Regions from separate parts of the Homo sapiens genome. Here region 1 is linked to region 2. The links are chromatin contacts, found by Hi-C or POLR2A ChIA-PET in ENCODE. All regions are on one chromosome and are shown on one strand. The core of a region is the stretch at or near the end of the contact, and the rest is flanking DNA. Distances in the headings are between cores, read along the strand shown. Region 1 overlaps GCLC-AS1 (GCLC antisense RNA 1). Region 2 has its middle 8.7 kb from the start of ELOVL5.

Region 1 (6,628 bases), core at 3,357-5,856, 110 kb before region 2:
ACTGATACTAAAAAAGCATTTGATAAAATTCAACATCCCTTCATGATTAAAAAAAAAATCACTAAAAAACTGGGTGTTCATGGAACATACCACAACACAGTAAAAGCTATATATGACAGACCCACAATTATTATCATACTAAACACAAAAAAACTGAATGCCTTTCCTCTGAGATCTGGAACAAGATAAGGATGCTTACTTTCACCACTGTTATTCAACATAGTACTGGAAGTCCTAGCTAAAGCAATCAAACAAAAGAATGAAATAAAAGGTCATCCAAATTGGAAAGGAAGAAGTCAAATTATCCTTGTTTGCAGACGATATGATCTTATATTTCAAAAAAACTAAAGATTCCATAAAAAGTATATTAGAATTGGTAAACAAATTCAGTGAAGTTGCAGGATACAAAATCAACATGCATAAATCAGTAGATTTTTTTTTTTGAAAAGGAGTCTCACTCTGTCACCCAGGCTGGAGTGCAGTGGTGTGATCTCAGCTTACTGCAACCTCCACCTCATGGGTTCAAGCTATTCTCATGTGCCAGCCTCCTGAGTAGTTAGGATTACAGGTGTGCACAACCACGCCTGGCTAATTTTTGTATTTTTTGTAGAGACAGGGTTTTGCCATGTTAGCCAGGCTGATCTCGAACGCTTGGTCTCAAATGACCCTCCCACCTTGGCCTCCCAAAGTTCTGGGATTACAGGGTGAGCCACTGAGCCCAGCCAATCAGTAGTATTTCTACATGTCAACAGCAAACATTCTGAAAGGGAAATCACGAAAATAATCTTATTTACAGTAGCTACAAATAATATAAAATAGGTAGGAATAAACTTAACCAAAGAACTAAAAGATCTCTACAATGGAAACTATAAAACATTGATTCAAGAAATTGAAGAGGACATAAAAAACTGGAAAAATCAACGTTAAAATGTCCATCCTAGCCAATGCAATCTACAGATTCAATGCAATCCCTATCAAAATACCAATGATATTCTTCACAGAAATAGAAAAAAAATCCTAAAATTGACATGGAACCCCAAAAGACCCAGAATAGCCAAAGCTATCCTGAGCAAAAAGAACAAAGCTAGAGGACTCACATTACCTGACTTCAAATTATAGTACAGAGATATAGTAACCAAAACGCATGGTACTGGCATAAAAACAGACCAACAGACCAATGAAACAGAGTGGAGAACCCAGAAACAAATCCATACACCTAGAGTAAACTCATTTTTGACAAAAGTCACAGGAACACAGTTTGCTCAAAGGACAGTCTCTTCAATAAATGCTGCTAGGAAAACTGGATATCCATATGCAGAAGAATGAAACTAGATCCCTATCTCTTACTACATACAAAAATCAAATCAAAATGAATTAATGACTTAAACCTAAGACCTCAAACTATGAAACTACTACAAGAAAACATTGGGGAAACTCTCCAGGACATTAATCTGGGCAAAGATTTCTTGAGTAATACCCCACAAGCACAGGCAATCAAAGCAAAAATGGACCATTGGGATCACATCAAGTTTAAAACCTTCTGCACAGCAAAGGAAACAATCAACAAAGTGAAGAGACAACCCACAGAATGGGTGAAAATATTTGCAAACTATCCATCTGACCAGGGATTAATAACCAGTCTTATAATGAACTCAAACAACTCAATAGGGAAAAAAAATCTAATAATCCAATTTAAAAATGGGAAAAAGATCTGAATAGACATTTTTCAAAAGAAGACATACAAATGGCAAACAGGCATATGAAAAGGTGCTCAACATCATTGGTCATCAGAGCAATGCAAATGAAAACTACAATGAGATATTAGCTCACCCCAGTAAGAATGACTTTTATTCAAAAGACAGACAATAATGAATGCTGGAGAACACGTGGAAAAAAGGCCACCTTCATGCACTGTTGGTGGAAATGTAAGTTAGTACAACCACTATGGAGAAGAGTTTGGAGGTTCCTCAAAAAAAAATCTAAAAATAGAGCTACCAGATAATCCAGTAACTCCATGGCTAGATATATACTCAAAAGAAAGAAAATCACTATGTCCAAGAGATATCTGCACTCCCATGTTTGTTGCAGCACTATTCACAATAGCTAAGACTTGAAACAACCTAAGTGTCCATCAACAGATGAATGGATAAAGAAAATGTGGTACTTGTACACAATGGAGTACTTATCAGCCATAAAAAAGAATGAGATCCAGTCATTTGCAACAACATGGGTGGAACTGGAAGACATTATGTTAAGAATAAACCAAGCACAGAAAGACAAACTTCACATGTTCTTGCTTATTTGTGGGAACTAAAAATTAAAACAATTGAACTCACAGAGATAGAGTAGAAGGCTGGTTACCAGAGGCTGGGAATGGAGGGGCAGTGGTGGAAATAGGGATGGTTAATGGGTACAAAAATATAGTTAGATCGAATGAGTAAGATCTAGTATGTGATAGCACAACAGGATGACTACAGTCAACAGTAATTTATTGCACATTTAAAAATAACTAAAAGAGTATAATTGGATTGTTTATAATGCAAAGAAAGGATAAATGCGTGGGGTAATGGATACCTCATACACCCTGATGTGGTCATTACACATTATATACCTGTATCAAAATATTCTGTGTACCACATAAATATATACACCTACTATGTACCCACAAAAATTAAAAATTAAAAATAAGTTTTTAAAACATTAAACATAAGCTTTTTTTAAAAAAAATGATTGACATCTCCTGAATTCCCCAAATAATCTAGCCAGCTACCAGACCCTTCTATTGCTCTAGATCAGGGGTGTCCAATCTTTTGGCTTCCCTGGGCCACACTGGAAGCATTGTCTTAGGCCATACATAAAATATAACACTAATGATAGCTGATGAGCTAAAAAAAAATATTTTGCAAAAAAAATTTCATAATGTTTTAAGAAAGTTTATGAATTTGTTGGGCTACATTCAAAGCTGTCCTGGGCTGCATGCAGCCTGCAGGCTGGGGGTTGGACAAGCTTGCTGTAGAATGTTCTGTGGTGACTCATTATTAAGGTACACCAGGGGAGGGGAAGGATTTTTCCCAACGTCTTTTGATTCTGTTCTTACTCTTTAAAATATTTGAAATATGAAACAACAGAAATATGTTTACTGCTATAACCATGGCACCTTGAACAATGCCCAGCCTATAGGAGGCACTCAATAAATTTTGGTCAAAGAATGAAGGAACACATAATTCTCACAGTGTAAGGCAAGCACTATCCAATCACACCCCTTTCTCATCACTCCAGAAACTTCTTTCAGTCAGACCAATCTTCCAAAATCACTTTCTTTCTCTGTAGATAAAGAGAACAGAGGCAGTGTTCCAGTCGCCTCTCTCAGGAGTAAGGCAGATCTCTTCCTGTCTCATGCCACACCTCAGCCCTTTAGAAACAAGGTCCCTGAAGCAGAAACTTTCAAACGTTCTATATGAAGGCCCCTTCCAACATGCTGTGTTATGGCGTAACACATCCAGCCTCATCAGCTAACACCCTTGCTGGGACCAAAGCAAAGTCCTGGGCTGCAAGTGGATGTGGGAGTTAGTAAACAGCAGCCTCAACTGTTGCACAATTTTGCCAAGGGCCATATTAGTTCAGAACATAGAATTCCCTGTTCCATGCTTAGGAGGTCACTCTGAGATGCCTGGCCTGTTTTGTTTCACGGTGTGCTGATGGGTAAGCAGTGATCAGATACTTAACAGAGATAAGATTGAATTGGGCCTGCAGGAACAGGCCCTTCTCAGAGAGAAGGGAGCATTTGTCAGAGACTCTGTCCCATGTGTCCCAGCCTTGCTCACGGCAAGGAGCTTCACGCTTTGTGGCGATTTCACTCTTTTGTCCCTACTTCCTTGTGCAAACTGCCCATTTGTTCATGAGCCTCCTTCTCTTCCTTCAACCTTCCCAATCCAGGAGCACAGGCGTCCACTTTTGCGTGTAATTGATCCCATCTTCAGGAGCAGTAGCTTCCTGAGCCTTCTGCTTCTGAGCCCAGGAAAGAGAATATAATGGCTGCAGAAGAAAGCATGGGTCTGGACTAACTCTTCTCTCTGTCAATGATAGTGTGTCTCTGAACTGACCTCTCCTCCCACAACCTGCTGGCACACTGGGCTCACCTCCCACCCAGGAGAACCCAGCGGGGCTGGTCTGATGGTGAGTTGTGCATTGGGCACATTTTAGCCTGGCCTCGAACTACGCACAGGCTCACCACCTCTTAGCCTTGATTCCACTGATATCAACTCTCAGAAACTCAACGGAAGACGCAAAGCCAGCCACTCCTTCGTACCATAGCACATGCTGTTTCCTCAGCCTAGAATTTTTCTTCCTCCTTATCTGGGGGATGACTCTTCTCATTTTTCAAAACTGAGATAAGTATCTCTTAAAGTCCAGAATCTTTACTTTCACTTGCAAATGTCACAGTGTCCTGGCCAGAGCTACCCCTCTGACCTAATTTCCCAATACCCTCTCATCTCACTGCTCAGGTCACACTGGGCTCCTTGCCATCCCTTGAGCTTCCAAGCACACCCTGCCCATGGCCTTTCCCCTTGTGATTTCCTCATCCTGGAGTGCTCTTCTCCCCACTCTTCACGTGACTCACCCCTCTTTTCATTCCTTTTCCTACATAAATGCCACCATCTCAGGAAGCCTTCACTGATCCCTGATTAAAATAGTGTGAGCCCACTCCTACACACGCACTGTCTCTCTACACCCCCACCTCCTCTATCTTCTTTCATTGCGCACACCATGATCTGATTTTATGTTAGATATTTATATGTAATGTTCACTCTCTGCCTCCCCAGTGGGATGTAAGTCCTGTGGCTGCAGGAGATTTTGTGTTCATCACAACATCGTAAGCCCCTGGAACAATTCCTGGCAGACAGCACTCCCTAGTAAATAGCGGCTGAGTAAATGTTGCTTCAACTTGATTTCTAACTTGGTATTCTATTGCCTCTAGGCAGTTCTGTGAATAAACAGAAAACTCTAGGTAAGGTTCATGTAGATTTGACTCAAATGATATGTGCATGTCTATATGTGTGAGTGTGCATGCGTGTGTGTGTATGTATAAATGTGTATATATGCACATGTGCATGTATTTGTATGTGTGTATACAGAGTTGTCCCTCAGTATTCATTGGGGATTGGCTCCAGGATCATCTGCAGATACCAAAATCCACAGATGTTCAAGTCCCTGGTATAAAATGGTGTAGTATTTGCATATAAGCTTTGCACATCCTCCTATATACTTTAATTCATCTCTAGATTACTTATAATGCCTAATGCAATGTACCATGTCATTTCTACCATGCTATTTATATTATTTTGTGTTTTCCTTCTGTATTAAGCCAAGTTAACAAATATTTAGCAGGAAGATATTTCTAGGAAGCTTAGTTTAACTAAATGAGGTTTTCCAACTCACTCATCATATTTTGTCCTAAATTTCATATTGGTGTTTTGTCTCTTCTGGAACTGTAAGCTTTCTGGAGACACTGACAGGTCTGATTCACTTTATTGTGCACCACAGTAATTAGATAAAGAGACGAAGCAACATCTCATTGTGTCTTAAATACTTCAGGCCTGGCGTGGTGGCTCGCGCCTATAATTCTAGCACTTTGGGAGGCCAAAGTGGGAGGACCATTTGAGGTTGGGAGTTCAATAACAGCCTGCCAACATGGTGAAACCCTATCTCTACTAAAAATACAAAAATTAGCCGGGCGTGGTGGTGCGTGCCTATAGTTCCAGCTACTCAGGAGGCTGAGGCAGGAGAATCGCTTGAACCCAGGAGGCAGAGGATGCAGTGAGCTGAGATCACACCACTGCACTCCAGCCTGGGCAACAGAGTGAGAGTTGGTCTCAAAAAACGAAAACAAAAACAAAAAAAAACAAAAAACAACAAATGCTTCTGCTGATATCCCTCTGCTATCCATGATGAAGTCTCGTAGCTCTCACCATGCTGCTTCTATGCTCATTGTCTCCATTCTCTAGCCTTCGTGAAGAAGTGTGGCTCTTCTCTGAGATTAGACCCTTTACCTGAGCGCCTGCCTTAGGCCTTTTCCCACCAACCAGTCTTTTCAAGGACTCTTCCTTTCAAGACCCCTCCCCTCTGTAATCCCAGACCCTGAAACCCCTTTGCTTCACCCTACTCCTTTCTCTTTCTCCCTTTTTATTTTTTTATTTTTATTTTTATTGTTTTTGAGACAGAGTCTCACTCTGTCACCCAGGCTGGAGTGCAATGGCGCGATCTCGGCTCACTGCAACCTTTGCCTCCTGGGTTCAAGCGATCCTCCCACCTCAGCCTCCAGAATAGCTGGGACTATAGGCATGTGCCACCACACTTGGCTAATTTTTTTGTGTGTGTTTTTAGTAGAGATGGGGTTTCACTATGTTGGCCAGGCTGGTCTCGAACTCCTGACCTCGTGATCTGCCTGCCTTGGCCTCCCAAAGTGCTGGGATTACAGGTGTGAGCCACTATGTCTGGCCTACTTTCTCTCTCTTTTATGCCATTTTCTTATTTCCTTTTACTGCTTTTTGAAAGAATGTACTATATACTTATTTAGTCATTTAACTAATGGCAGAGTCGGTTACATGGGCATGTGGCCAGGTGCAGG
Region 2 (6,404 bases), core at 176-2,675:
TGTCTACAACCAATCAGACTGATTGCGGGCTACCACTTCATTTACATGAGGTGAGCATGAAGTGGCCAAAGGGAAACAAACCTCTAGAGGGTATTTGAACCCAGGCAGATTCTGTATCCAGGTCCTTGAGCCTCTGCCCTGGTAGCTCCTACACTGTGGAGTGTACTTTCGTTTTCAATAAATCCCTGCTTTCGTTCTTTCGTTGCTTCATTCTTTCTTTGCTTTGCTGGGCCTTTTGTTCAATTCTTTGTTCAAAATGTCAAGAACCTGGACAATTGCAGTCACGACCGTCTACCGGTGAGAGGCCCACACTTTGTCACTTACAAACTATGTATGACCTTGGCCAGATGAATCTCAGCCTGTTTCAACATCTACAACTGGTGGTAATACCCATCTATTCCTACAGACTTGTTAAAAGGATTAAATGATAAGCAGAAATATCTACCAAGACTTTACAAGCAAGCCAAACTGCTTTCTGTGCTTTTTCTTGTTTTTTGTTTTTTTGGGGTTTGTTTTTTTTTTTTTTTTTTTTTTTTTTTATGGTGAGGCAGAGGGAGTAACCTTTGGCGTCAACAGAAAAGCCACTAGGTTTCCTCTTCTTTTCTTCCCTGGTGAGTGATACTTTTTGGAAGATATCTCAGAAGTTTTTTAAAAGCTCATTTATGAAATATAACAAGACACATTTTCAATATCATGGAACTTAGGAGGATACAAAAAGCAAATATAATTTTAATCACAACAGGAGGAGTCTTTTATTGTTTTACCCCCACTCTCGGGCATCCTGGACACGCATTAACAGTCTACAACGGAGGGCTCATTCACGATTATAAAAGACTGTGAAAGATGAGTAACGATTTAAGGCTTCTCTCCAGAGGCCCTTCCCCAGCTCCAGGTTTAGGCTGAACTGCCCACGGGGACCATTTTCTTGCTGCCTAATCTCCCCCTCTTCTCCCGCCCCACGCGGTTCCACCCACTCGCGCGTCTCGGGACTCTGATGAACGTCCTAAACTCCAGCCTGGACGCTCTGGGCTCTGGATCTGAAGGGCGTGGAAGCACCAGAAGTCAAGGCCGCCTTCCATTCTTCCCTCAAGGCCTCAACCACCCTCCGATCCCAAGGTTGCGTGGTCCGGGCCGCACAACCCTCCTCTCCCTAGCTCAGCGCCTCCTCCACCCCCACCCGATGTCCCCAGGAAGGGTCAGCGCGGGGACGAGGTCTGGTCATTGCCCGGGAATTACCCGGCCCGGGAGCGAGCTCAAGGCGGGGAGGGCGCGAGCGTGCTCCTCGCGAGGCCCCGCCCCATCGCCAGATGCGGCGCTGTTGGTGAGCGGTGATTGGTGGGTGCAGCCGCGGAATGAATGGGGTGACCGCCGCGGGGGAGCGGGGCGGGCCCGCCGAGGGCGCGGGGCGGGCGAAAGGAGCCGAGTGGCGCAGGGCTGGCGAGAGGAGCCGAGTGCCGCGGGGGTGGCGGCGGCACCGCCCTGAGCCACAGGCAGTTAACGGTGTCCACGCCGCGCGAGTGGAGGAGGGGGCCCCAGGCAGGCCCTGGTACCCGCGCCTGGCGCGAGTGTGCCCACCGCGTTCCGGGAACCCAGAAGTGATGGTGGCCCTCAAGGGCCTGCGGTCAAGACTGGGGGAAGGGGTTGCAAAGGGAAGCCACGCCCGCCCCTCAGGCCGGTGACAAAGGGCGTCCCCGCCTCTCTGGATCCCTCCCGGGTTCTCGGAGCGCGATGTGCCAAGAAGGCCCGGCTCCTTTGATTGGAATTCATGTCTGGACACCCAGTTTTTTTCTGTCCCTACACCAATACCCCTTTTTGACTCCATATTTTAGATTCAGTCACTCAGGCCAGGTGGCTCACACCCCTGATTCCAGCGCTTTGGGAGGCCAAGGAGGAGAATCGCTTGAGCCCAGGACTTCGAGGCTGCAGTGAGCGGCGATCGCGCCACTGCGCTCCAGCCTGGGCGACAGAGCGAGACCCTATCTCGAAAAACAGGAAGAAAAAAAAGTGTGCGCACACTTTATGCCCGGCACACCCCAGTAACAAGGTAGACTTGTTTCTGCCATCCTGAAGTGTAATAGGGAAGGTAGGAGGTAAAAATGAGTAAACAGAACAACTACAGATTGTGCTAAGTGCTGTGGACAAAGTAAAGTAGTGGCTGAGGAAGAGGAAGTAGAGGAGAAACTGATTTTAGCCAGGTATGGGAAAGACCTGTCGTTTTAAAACGATGACTTCTCAATTGAGACCTGGGAAGAGGAGAGGTGAGCAGTTTTAAGAAGAGGGTATACAGCCTTTGCAAAGGCCCTACTGCTACAATGCCCTTTCCTCATCCTCTTTGACATGTGGATTCCCACAGCACTTTTTTTGCACTTCCTAAGGCACATCGCTTTTTGCCATATATTGGTAAAAAGTTTTATCACCCCAATTCCTAGCACATACCAAGTTCCCAAAGAATAGTCAGTAAATATGTACTCAGCATCCACTGACTTCTAGATTTCTTGCTATGTGCGGAGGATAATTTAACAAGTGAATTCATTCATGAATGAATGTTTTCTGAAAAGTAATTCTGTCTTTTTATGCCTGTTCTATGCATCCACTGTGCCCCCCCTTTATCCCTACTCCGTGTGAATTTTTCTTAACCACAACACAATTTTCTGGGCTTTCAGACTTTCACAGTCTAGTTTCTCCTTGCTTGGCTGATCTAATAAACTAATTGGGTCTACTCATTAGTGAACGAAAGTTCAATGCGTTATCCTCCCCATATAATGTCTGTGTTTTGGTTTGTGTTATAGTAAGCTGCAATACCTTAATTCAAAATAATAAATGAAGTGAGAAATTGAGGCACTTGACTACCCCCGAGTTGAGAAAATGTTTACTGATATCTGGGGGAAGTGGGTTGAGGAATGAGGGTTCCTTACCAGTAAGTTCCCTAATCAGTGAAGCAGCAGCTTAATTTGTTTTCAAAGTCGCTTGCCTTGACCTCTTCTTTTTGAAATTGGGCAACCTATACCCATATGTGTATATGTTTTTCATGATATGAGAAAACCATTTTGGGAAAGGTAAATTCTTGTGACCGGTATATTGACATAGTTATCAAACACTAGGCATACCTTGATTGTTTTGATAAGCAAAGTAAATAAACTTTATTTCAATTAGTCTGTGTCTGATTCTGTTGTAAAAAGTATTAACTATCCCTACATTACAGATTATTCCAAAATCTAGTGGTTTGGAACAACATTTTTTGCCTCAAAGTTTCTGCAGATGAGGAATTGGGGCATTGTTTGCCTTAGCAGGGTTCTCTACCTCAGGATTTCTCACAGACCGCAGTCAAGGTATCCACTGGGCCTGGAGTAATCGCAAGACTTTTCTGGGGAAGGATCCACTTCCAAGTTCACTCATGTGGTGATTGGCAGGATTAGTTCCTCAAGGGCTGTTAGATTCAGAACCTCAGTTCCCAGCTCCCTGTGGACAGGAGACCAACCTTAGTTCCTTGACATGTAGACAGTTCCATAGCACCTTCCTTCATCAAAGTACACAAAGCCAAGAAGTTACAGAGGGAGTGCCAATAAGATAGAGGTCACACCTTCTTTTCTAACAATCTAGGAGGCGACATTCCATCATTTTTGCCATGTTCTGTTATGAACAAGTTACTAGGTCCAACCCACCAGCATGAATATCAGGCGGCAAAGATTATTGGAGCCACGTCAGAATCTGCCTATCTTGTCATTAAAGTACAATAAACTGTGATATGAATTGGGGGCTCCAACATTTTTTTCTTGCACATCCTGAAACAGCCTGTGTCTTATTTGCTATCTTTATCATAAGGAAAGTAAATGGTTTTCTGGGAGTCTAGCTCAATAAACATTTATTGAATGCCTACTATGTACCTGTCACAGCATGCTTGAGGTGCAAAGATGAATGACACATATTCTTCACTTGACTTGGGGAGGAGAGGCAATAAGCAAACAATTACAATATTAATATTATAAATGATAAAAAGCCTGCACAGAATGCTTTGGTCATGGGGAAAGAAGGAAGGAACATATTGTTCTAAGTCACATTCAAGGAAGTAAAAGAGGTCAGGGTAGGTGAAGAGAAAAATAAAAAGATCATGTTTAGATTAAGACTCAGTAAAGGCCAGGTATGGTGGCTTATGTCTGTAATCCCAGCACTTTTGGAGGCCGAGGTGGGCAGATTACCTGAGGTCAGGAGTTCAAGACCAGCCTGGCCAACGTGGTGAAACCCCATCTCTACCAGAAATACAAAAATTAGCCAGGCGTGGTAGCTCACACCTGTAGTCCCAGCTACTCGGGAGGCTGAGGCACAAGAACCACTTGAACCCAGCAGGTGTGGGTTGCAGTGAGCTGAGATCACACCATTGCACTCCAGCCTGGGCAACAGAGTGAGACTCGGTCTCCAAACAAACAAACAAACAACAACAACAACAAAATTCAGTAGAAGTTGGCCAGGCGTCATAGCTAGGCCTGTAATTCCAGCACTTTGGGAGGATAAGGCAGGTGGATCCCTTGACCTCAGGAGTTTGAGGCCAGCCTTGCCAACGTTTTCTACTAAAAATACAAAAAAAAAAAAAAAAGTTGGGCACAGTGGAATACACCTGTGGTGCCAGCTCTACAAGAGGCTGAGGTGGGAGAATCACTTGAGCCTGGAGGGTGGAGGCTATAGTGAGCCAAAATGGTGCCACTGCACCACAGCCTGGATGATAGAATGACAACCTGTCTCAGAAAAAAAAAAAAAAAAAGGTAGTTAATCTTATGCATCAATAAGATGCAAAAGTATTAACATATTGTATTCTGTATTTTCTAGACTTTAAACCATCTAAAATTGTCCCAATTTTATGCTCATAGGGTATTTGAAAACTTTTACATTTTATACCCTAATTCATTCTATTGAAATACATCTTATAGAGAAGACTGTAACAGTCAAAGCATGTCATTTAACCATTCAGATTAGAAGGCAACACTGCAATGCTATTTAACTCAAAAGAGAATTGACTGAGTGAACTTGACACAAAGGGGTATATGAATTTGGGAAGAAAAAAGTGCTTTACAATCAAAGGCCAAGAAATAGTTTTCAAAAATAATTAAATTGCAACACAAACTTGTAGAATTTCATTTGAGTCTTAACATCCCACATTCACTCTTGGCAAAAAGTGAATTTGAGACTGTGAAAATAAATTATACTACCAGTTTTTGACATGCAAAATCATGTCTAATATTGCAGGTGGACAAAAGCATGGCCTTTTATGACACATTATACTGAGAACTAAAACATCACACAACTTGGAATGACTAATTCACTTATGGCTAAGTTTTAAAAAACTTTTGTTTTACAAAAGATAGAATTAGCACAAAGCATATTCCGTACTGTATCACCGGCTCCAAAAAATCTCATAGAGCACTTTCAGAACATACTACTTAACAAGAACATACTCCTTAACAATAGAAACCACATCGCTGTTCTTGGTCAGTTGTTCACAGGTACTTTTTTGGCTAAAAGTTTATTTATCTTATGCTTTTGTTCACATCCTGGAAATCTTTAGCTATTTAATATGTTACAGAATAAAATAAATCAATTATGAAATGTATCTTTTAATAACCAGCAAAGTAAAGACACATTGACCATCTATCTTAGATTAAAATCTTATCTTCAGCATATCTTAGCATATGAAGAAGTTGAGAACCGAGACTTTTTTTTTTGCAGTTTTATACCTTTATTTGATGTATTTGAGGATCAGCAATTAGTTCTCATGCACATGGACTGTCTGCACATTTTTGAAAGTGCTAACAGGTACATAGGTAACCAAAGTATAGCGCTTATTTGGTGAATCTTCATCCTCATTACGTTTTCTGGACAACTGCACACGGATTCGGTACGGGACATTCCTTATTCCTTTGGCGCAGAGAGCTTTGTTGAACCTGCTATCAATGCGCACACTTAGAGTTTCCACCTCTTTGATGGCAAATTTCGGAATCTCTCTGAGTGCCCGAGGGGCACGCTTCTTGAAGCGCACTCCATGGATGCGCTTGTGAATGTTGATGGTGTATTCTTGGATCACCACCTCATTGATGGCAGAATGACCCTTTGCTTCTCGCCACCCTTCTTTGCAGGAGCCGTTCTGCCGCGTCCAAGTTGGAAAGGGAGAACTGATACTTGAATTTAAATTCTAATTCTGCACTAACTGGCTGTGCAGCCTTGGTCATGTCATTTAACTCTTCTGTGGCTCAATTTGTTTGTCTCATTATAATGTTGGAAGCATAAGGGAAAGAATTGTTACGAACCTGGATTCATCACTGAAATAAATATAACAGTTTTTATGTCAAGAGAAAGTGCTTGATATTCAAGATAACTGATGCATGCATAGAAAGGGTAAGATATCCCAAATTCAT

Evidence for each region. A loop is a pair of places that touch in the nucleus more often than their neighbours do. ChIA-PET counts read pairs that join two places held with the same protein, here RNA polymerase II (POLR2A). Pooled maps may share reads with other maps.
Region 1: POLR2A ChIA-PET joins it to region 2 with 19 read pairs in activated B cell. The contact joins two enhancer-like sites. A Hi-C loop is called at or near these places in 1 of 168 maps with a recorded cell type or tissue (GM12878) and 3 of 50 pooled maps. POLR2A ChIA-PET finds 5 or more read pairs at or near these places in 3 of 52 experiments (GM12878, MCF 10A and activated B cell).

The regions. Positions count from the first base shown.
Region 1 is chr6:53,462,952-53,469,579 of GRCh38, reverse strand. All of the region lies in intron 2 of GCLC-AS1 (GCLC antisense RNA 1), which reads right to left. Among named protein-coding and RNA genes, the nearest start is that of GCLC-AS1, 35 kb to the right of the region's middle. Within about 2 kb of position 4,606, at least 11 of the 41 ENCODE cell types and tissues checked have a DNase peak (open chromatin) inside an H3K27ac peak, as active enhancers do.
Region 2 is chr6:53,354,417-53,360,820 of GRCh38, reverse strand. It overlaps the pseudogene RPL31P28. Among named protein-coding and RNA genes, the nearest start is that of ELOVL5, 8.7 kb to the right of the region's middle. RefSeq lists enhancers at 442-949, 950-1,458 and a silencer at 1,210-1,569. Within about 2 kb of position 1,425, at least 38 of the 41 ENCODE cell types and tissues checked have a DNase peak (open chromatin) inside an H3K27ac peak, as active enhancers do.